Linked DNA regions of Homo sapiens: region 1 is linked to region 2. A link is an interaction called in ENCODE POLR2A ChIA-PET data of the cell type or tissue named here. Cell type or tissue: PC-9. All regions are shown on one strand. Each heading gives the region's core, and the rest is flanking DNA. Links, peaks and the distances in the headings are about the cores only. Region 1 has its middle 160 kb from the start of VGLL3. Region 2 has its middle 12 kb from the start of LINC00506.

Region 1 (4,411 bases), core at 243-4,242, 250 kb before region 2:
AAACAAAGCATTGAGAAGACAATTTGATTTTTTTAAAATCTGGAGTTTAGGAGATCAATTCAGGCTGTGGAAATAAACATGAGAATTGACAGTTGTCAGAAAATATAAAACCTGAGAATTGTTTAGCAACATGAATCTCATTGGAGGCAAGAAGAATTTCAAGAGAATAATGAGGTAAAAGCTATTTGGACTGAATTAAGAAACAATGGAAGGAGGGGAATTGGAGAGAAATAGCATAAATACATTTTGGAGAAGATTTGCTGTAAAGAGGGGCAGAGGTGGAGCAGTAAGTCAAGAAAAGACTTTTAAAATTGATATATCTTTGCCTGTTAGCAAGAATGATTTAATAAAGAGAGAAAATTTGGTTGTTCCATAAAGTTGGGAGAATTTCTAGAGCTATGTTCATAAACAAGGAGGGTTTTTTGTTTGTTTGTTTGTTTGTTTGTTTTTGAGATAGAGTCCTGCTCATTCGCCCAGGCTGGAGTGCAGTGGCACAATCTGGGCTCGCTGCAACCTCCACCTCCCAGGCTCAAGCCATTCTTCTGCCTCAGCCTCCGGAGTAGCTGGGATTACAGGCAACTGCCACCATGCCTGGCTAATTTTTATATTTTTAGTAGAGACGGGTTTCACCATGTTGGCCAGGCTGGTCTTGAACTCCTGACCTCAGGCGATCTGCCATCCTCGGCCTGCCGAAATGCTGGTATTACAGGGGTGAGCCACCGCGCCCGGCCAGCAAGGAGGGTTTTAATCACATGCAAAAGTGATTCTTACTTAACCTAAGAAAGGATTACAGATAGCCTACCTACAGTTACAGGAGAGAAAACAGAGTATGTGGAACATCTGTAAGTAGTAACTTACTTTTCACTGTGGTGACAACTTAGGCGGTTTTTTCCTCTTGTGAGAGCTAAGCAATTTTCTTAAAGAAAGGTTTCTTAAACAAGGTTAGTGAGTTTAGTGATGTTTTGCTGGTGATTTGAGAAAAGAAAGTTTAAGATACAAATTAAAAGTAGTAGGAGAACCAATTGGCAAAGAAAATGTATAAATTTCGAAGTCATAAGTTAAAAGTGAGAGCAATCCGGATGCTAGGGTGTTTTGTTCCAGCTACACTCATTAGCAAAGGTTCAGGTGCACAGATGGCAGAGTTGATTTCCACCAGGTTTGAGGTTTTGCCAAGAGAGCATTCAAAAGCAAAAAAGAGACAAATGAGTTAACAGAATTTGCAACGGAGTGATCACAGTGATGGCCACAGGATGTAGTGAGGTAAGAAGGTGAGGACATGAGGGGAGTGAGAGATAGTGAAAATTTAGATCAATAGATTGTATTCTCAATGAAATTGAGAAATAGTGTGAATTCACAAGTTATATGGACTTGGCCAGGAAAACAGGAGATAAGAGTCAGAGAGGAAGATACTTGAAATTGAGATTACTGGTGATTGATCACACAAAACTAGTATGTAATCATGGGAGTGATTGGATAAAGAAGGGCAGAAAATAAAATTATTTCACCTAAGTTGGAATACATTAGAAGAACAAGTGATTCTTTTGTTTAACTCACATTTTAACTCACCCACCTATGTGGGTGGTGGTCAGAGGAGGTGTTAGGTAGACACTGCTTCCCACACCCGTTGAAGGAGTCAGACTAACAAAGACTTTCCCATATTGAGGCTGCACCATACAGAGCACATGGTTCTATGTTTGTATCCAAGGGAGGAAAGAAAGCTGGAGGTATTCTTGCCAAATATTATATCCTTTGATACAGTCCATTGACCAGAATTAGTCACATGGCCTTGCCTAACTGAAGGGGGCTAGGAAAAGTGTGGGAACACATAGATATTTGGTAAGCAACAAAAGTTGCTGAGACATCTGGTACGTGAAGATGAATGATGCAAAGACAGGTGGTTGTTGGTTTATTCCCCATACTGCTGCCAAAACAGGCTTTCTAAAATGCAAATCTCACTGTGTCCTTGGCATACTAAGAATCCTACAGTGAGTAACTTTACGATATAAAAACTTTACCTCGGTTGACAGGAGTAGGGAGAGATTCCAGTAGCTCCTCCTAAAGTTTAGAATAAATTTCAAACTTCTGAGTTTCACAAATAAGATCTTGTGTTGTCTGGCCCTTTCTACTTCCCCAGGTCCTGCTAGTTCACTGCTATATTATATTGCACCTGGGATACTCTTGCCCCATTGACATGTAACTACCTCCTACTGCCTCAAAATTCAGTTTAAATGTATCTGTTTCTGAGAAACTTCCCTATGTGCCTCCCATGCCTACATCAGCTTTTGTTTGATGTCTTTCTGTTTGGAATTCTGCAGAACTCTAAGATTTTACACCAGTGGCCTCTATTACTGTTGATTCATGTTTCTCAGCCTCCTAGTTACCCCCCTGAAGGGCAGAACCATGTGTAATTTGACTTTATATACCCAGTGATTAAAAGTTTCTGGTACATAGAGCAGGCAATTAATAAACTTTGTTAAATGAATGAATGAATATTTATTTGTCTTTGTTATAATTTTATTTATTCTTTTGGCTTTTCATAAAATGCAGATTTTTTTAATCCAACTGTTTTTCTTTTTAAAGGATCAGCATGAGTTGTTGTTATCAAATGTTATCTTTTATTCCTCAGCATGTCCAACGCTCCGAGCAACCATTTTTCTTTCTGTAGAGCTTAATATATCTTTGAATAATTAGTATTTAAACCATTAAAGACCTTCTCTTGGAAAATTATCATGATAATAATAAAACCACAAAAATGTCTTTCATCTGTGCCTTAATAAAATACAATTAAAATTTAATAAAAGCTCTGAATTTCCATTTATCAAATTCTGCATATCCTGAGGGAGGTAACAGCGGTGTTACAACCAGACCAATTAAATAGCCAGTTGTAGTTAAACTCTTTAATTGACATAAAGGTGATTGTAATTCTGTACTTACCATTCCGGTGTTGCTCATGGCCTTTTTGAACAGAATGTCCATTTTTATTCAGTCCCATCTATATTTCAGTATGCTACAAAAAGTTCTTACTTTATTGTATTTAATATTATAATGATGTTTCTATCATATTTTCTTGGTTGCCCATTTTTCTTCCAATAGATTAATTAGTCTAAATACCATCATTTTGAAATGCATTCCCCCTCACATAATTTAACACCATTGTTGCCACAGAGAAGGGGAAAACGATTAGAAGTGGAATACATATTTTTAAGTGGCTACATTTCATTTAAAAATACAAGAAGCAGGAATATTTTCCAAACATCTAAAATACCCACAATGGATTTTTGCGGAAGCAGTAAAACATTTTTCCATTAATAAAATTTGAAGAATTCATTGCAAAACATTAGTGAAAAGTAAGTTAAACATATGTCACCTTCTTTTAGGCATTTTTTTCAAAAATAATTGAGGCCCACAGTCTTCATTTTATTGAGGACAATCATAGGCTATTTGGTCAGATATTTTATGATACAGGTATCTGCTACTATAAGTTGCTGTTGTAAATATACATATATATCTGAATGTATGGAAACACTGCTGGAAAGATAAATAAGACAATTCGAGAATGTAAAAATATTTCCTTTCTCCATCTCCATCAGCTGGTGGTTTCTGAGGGAAAGCTAAGTACACACATACTTATTTTGTGGTTTGTTTTGATTAAGCACTGAATAGACCTTACCATTGCTTAATAAGATATTTAAAATTCCAACAGGAAAGATATGTTCTATATTTCAAACCCAATAAATCACAGTTGCAGCTTTCAGTTGAGACATTTATCTGGCAAACTTAGAAAAGCCAGCAGAAACATAATGGCAGCTCTTCTTTTTTTTTTTTTTAACTTTTTGTAGCCAGAAAAAACAAGACTGGTATTTTTTAAGTGTAATCTTCATAGAGTTATAGTAAAAGTCAACAGAGTATAATGCTTTTAAATAATTAAGAGCCATATATTTTGGAGGGTTGTGTTCAAACTCAATATTTATATATATATATATTTTTCCTTTGGTATTATTATCAATCACTGGTGTTCTTATGTCTTATAAACCTAGAACTCAATATAGTTTTTAAAAAATTATTATAAGTAACATGTAGTGTTTTTAAAAATATTTCAAAATTCTGTGAGTTTTATTTTTTATAAGGGCAGATATTTCTTAGGAGCTACTGCGACAGATGAATACATTGGAAGAAAATTACAGATTTAGAAGTTAATTAAAACATTGCCATTCCTGTAATAGCCAATCAAGTAATTAAAACTGTTTCACTTGCTTTCATTTGTTAAATATGCTACTGAAAATTATAATGTTAATTCCAGAGAAAGGAAAATATTATGACATGCATTTTGCTGACTTTCCATCTGACTGGAGTTATGTTAGATCTAGTTTAACAATACCAACTACATAACACCAGCTTGAGTCTCTGTCAG
Region 2 (4,411 bases), core at 196-4,195:
GATAAATCCAGGAAATTGAACTGCAGTTATCCTTATCTACAAAATGTAGATAATAATACTGCTTATGTCACATGTAAATAATTTAATACATTTTCTGACATATAAGAAGTTCTATTAAAATGTTTTTATCATCAACATCATCATTATCATTATCAAGATTATGAATTCCATGATTTATGAAATCATTGATTCAGAATTTGCCTTAGAGTAACAGTTTTTCAGAGACAGTTACTGTATAGGACTCTTGTCCCAACCTGCTTTATTATTGTTATTAATTATTATTATTATTGAGACAGGTTCTCACTCTTTCACCCAGGCTGAAGTGCAATGGCACAATCGTGGCCCATTGCAACCTCTGCCTCTGGGACTTAAGTGATCCTCTCACCTCAGCCTCCAGAGTAGCTGGGACCATGCTCGGTGCTCACCACCATGCTCGGCTAATTTTTAAATTTATTTTTATTTTTTTGTAGAGACAGGGTGTTGCCATGTTACCCAGGCTGGTGTCAAACTCCTGAGCTCAAGCAATCAGCCTGCCTCAGCCTTCCAAACTGCTGGGATTACAGGCATGACCCACTACCCTCAGCTCCAATGTGCATATTATTAGTGTCCTCTTTCATTCTTAAATGTGTCCTGTTGGGATTATAAGGCATATGATCACCTTCTTTAAAAGTTTATTACACTAAATTTAAATCCAGTACATGTTGATCCTCTCCTGCACCCTAGTCCATGTTGTATAAAAAACTCTGTCTAAAACAATCAACAATAAAAAACTAGTAATTTCATATGGAGCCTATTCTTTTTTAGGCATCACTAATTGTCAAAAGCATCTTTATATGATTGAGCTGAAGTCTGACTTCCTAAGATGATCCAAAACTCCTGTGATCCTAATCTGTCTTCTAGAGCTATACAAATAAGGTTAATTTCTCGTTTCATGTTATGCCTTTAATATCTCTGAAGCTAACTATACCCAGTATGTTCTCAATCCTGTCTCCTCCCTGCCCACCCACCATAGAATTAATTTTTGCTTAGGCTTAATATTTTCCATTCCATCCATCACTTCTAATAAGAAAATATCTTATTCTCATTGCTTTTCCCAGAAGTCATTACAATTTTCTCAATGTTTCTTTAAAACTGTGGTTTCTGGAGACAATACGACCTAGACATGGTCTATGTGCTGTATAGAGTGACACTATTGCCTACCTTATTTAAAACTTTGAATGCATTTATTAATGTGGTTTAATATCATGTTTGCTTCATCGGCAAGCATAACACATTATGTAGGTGTCTGTGTAATTAATATGTGAAATTGAATGCTATTACTTTCTTGACAAATCCCATATTCCATGTTAGAATAATTTTCCTGATTGTAAATAGTTAGATTATATATTTCATAAATACATAAATGAATATAGTATAATTATTACTATAATATTATAGTAATAGTATATTACTATTAGTAGTATATTATAATATATACTAATTATTATAGTAATAATAAAGTATATAAGTACATCAATAATGAATCAATACTTATTTGGAGTAAATTATATAAATTATATGTCAAATATATAAATTATTTAGTTAAAATCATAAGTAATACATTAATGACAAAATTATATTTATTATCATATATTATTTTATGTGCATATGTATAATAATCTACCTGAGAAAATGATCTCAAGTTATGTAATATTTTATCATGTTTATTGAAATGTAAATGATAGGGAATATAATACATACAACTTTAGTTTGGAGAGAATAAAAATATTTTCAAATAAAATGACTCTAAGCTTTCACCCTGAACATAATAGCAGGTGTATTTGGAGAACACGATGCTAATGAATGTCATATTACTCTTAGGTATATTTATATTAAAGACATTTTTTGTTGAAGCTAGCTTGTCTATTCCAATGCAAACAGGTTCTGCTACTTATAATTTTTACAACCTCCTTCTAGTCATAAACCATCCCAATATAGTCCCCATGGTTAGCTATATTTCGTTCGTGCCACCTTATAACAGCTTGTGTAGAGATATCTTTGCCATTCCTTCACATTATGATATATCTGAGTGCTACATGAGAGTGTCTGGGAATTGGGTAGTTGAGTCATCCCTGAGAAGATTTACCACATAGCAACTCATTGTTTACATTGCCTGCAAAGGAATCTCGGCAAAAGAAAAAAAAAAGGAATAACATGCTTCCTTTCACTTAGAATAAATTGACATGGTATATATTATACAAAGTGATTACTAATGAAATGAAAAATAGTATATTTGTGCTCATGTATAGAGAATAATGCATTATAATCAGAAGCCTCTTAAAGTATTTTAATAACACATTTACATGTGATTTTGGTGTAATCTTTTAAATTTACAGCCAAGGAGAGTAGTAGTAAGAAATAATTTTCTCAGTGTTGAGAACAATGACTAAACCATGTAAAAGGCATGACAAGTATGAAGCGGAGATCTTAGGCCTAAGTTCTTGCAAATGAAGTACCTGGACTTTATAGGAACAAAGTCAAAGGCTGGAATCTAATCCTTGCTCTGTCGCAACTAATCATACAACCTGAGAAAGTATTTACATTTACTGAGCTTCAGTATGCTCAAGTGAAAATTGGAGATGCTGAGATAATAGGTGTGAAAAACTCTTTGATAATTGTGAAAAATGTAAGATTCCTGCAGTATGAACAGTTGATTCAAATGAAACATTGAGCTTTGGAGAAAGAACTGGCAGATCAGTTGTCCAAAAGTCAAAAGATGGAAGTTCTATTGTCACTGATTCTTGTGTTTCTGGAAAAGTACCTTAATGCTTCCGAAACTTGGGTCTCTCATCAAAATACTAAAGTTTAATTAGATGATCAATAAGACTACTTTCAAACTCAAAGTTTGATAAATCAAAAATATATAATTGGGGTAGATATGCATAAAATGAGGTGTGAAGTTTTGGCAAGTAAAATTATTATAGAAAACAATGAAGAGATGAAGATTATAAGAAAAACATTGAGGCGAGAGAGGAAATCCACAAAGGAGATACAAGCTTAGACTAGTAAGAAAAGAAACAAAACATGTATTACCCAACAGGGGAAAAAGAAAGAATTTAATATTTATTGTACACCTTGTGCCTATCAGCCATATGATAGATCCTCTACATGCTATATCTGATTTCACTCTCACAACAAACCATGAAGTGCATTTTTACTACTATTATTCTATACATGAGATGATTTAGGGCCCAAAAGCCTGAGCCAGAGAGGGTGGGGCTACAGTTAATATCCAGGTAAAGTTTCTATCTTATGCTGCCTCTCACTTGCCATGAAATATGTGGAAGCCAAATTATAGTTATTAAAGAGAAAATGGTTGATAGTGAAACATACCCTGAAAGATTTCTGATAAAAATGTAAAAACCAATGGAGTGAGAGGAGTAACAGAAGCAGAAATGGGAAGGAAAGAGTAAGGGGCTTGGGTTCAATGAACACATCTGGCAAAGATTAGTTTGGGTAATAGATTGGAGTTAAACAGAAATAAATGGGCCATACTGATAAGGAGAACCCATCTGTGATCAGAGAATATGAGATTCCAGTGGATCTATTTGGGAGGCTATATTAATATGCTGTGGTAATACTTCTTATCTAAAGGACAGAATAAAGGGTGACAGCAATCCAGACTGGATATTTTCAAGATATTCACAGAAAAATCAAAGAGGATATAAGAGCAGACAATGTTGGAATAGTTGACCATGTATTCTCAGTTGGGTAGGAATCATGTAAAAGTATAAAGAACTGACAGGTTACAGAAACACGAAAGGAATAATCTTTATCAAAAAGATATTTCTGACAAAACATTTCACATTTTTGCTTTAGCTCTACAATCATAGGCACTTCTTGTTTAAATGAATGATTTAAAATCCTTCACCAACAGCAACAAGAATTTTTCCTCCACAGAGTTCTCACATAACCGATTAGAATTCGGAATAATAAAGTAAATAACATATTACATTGAACTACCAGTCAGCAAGTTGTCATTTTGCAGTCCCAACTAACAAAAAAAATGCACATACTAAGAATGGATGAAATATGAGCTCTATTTTTGTCCTTATTAACAATTCAGTAAAGCAAACTCTAATTTTTTTTTAAAATCCCCTTTTTATTTTTCTATACTCTTAAAAATCATGAGTTGTCTTTTATTATACGAATTTACTGCGTGCTTTTCTACAAGATTTTTAACAAGAGTGTAAAGATCGAGACCATCCTGGCTAACGGGGTGAAACCCCGTCTCTACTAAAAAAATACAAAAAATTAGCCGGGCGCGGTGGCGGGCGCCTGTAGTCCCAGCTACTCAGGAGGCTGAGGCAGGAGAATGGCGTGAACCCAGGAAGCGGAGCTTGCAGTGAGCCGAGATTGCGCCATTGCAGTC

What was found. Peaks named below come from ENCODE experiments on the same cell type or tissue, not always from the same donor. Only the 100,000 strongest peaks of a DNase experiment are listed, where the experiment ranks them.
Region 1: POLR2A ChIA-PET joins it to region 2 with 5 read pairs; 2 of 35 experiments call an interaction of 5 or more read pairs at or near these places.

Annotation. Positions count from the first base shown.
Region 1 is chr3:86,827,092-86,831,502 of GRCh38, forward strand. No RefSeq gene overlaps it. Among named protein-coding and RNA genes, the nearest start is that of VGLL3, 160 kb to the right of the region's middle. In PC-9, for the core only: no CTCF peak of the experiment used is centred there; no DNase peak of the experiment used is centred there.
Region 2 is chr3:87,075,045-87,079,455 of GRCh38, forward strand. No RefSeq gene overlaps it. Among named protein-coding and RNA genes, the nearest start is that of LINC00506, 12 kb to the right of the region's middle. In PC-9, for the core only: no CTCF peak of the experiment used is centred there; a DNase peak (open chromatin) is centred at 2,117.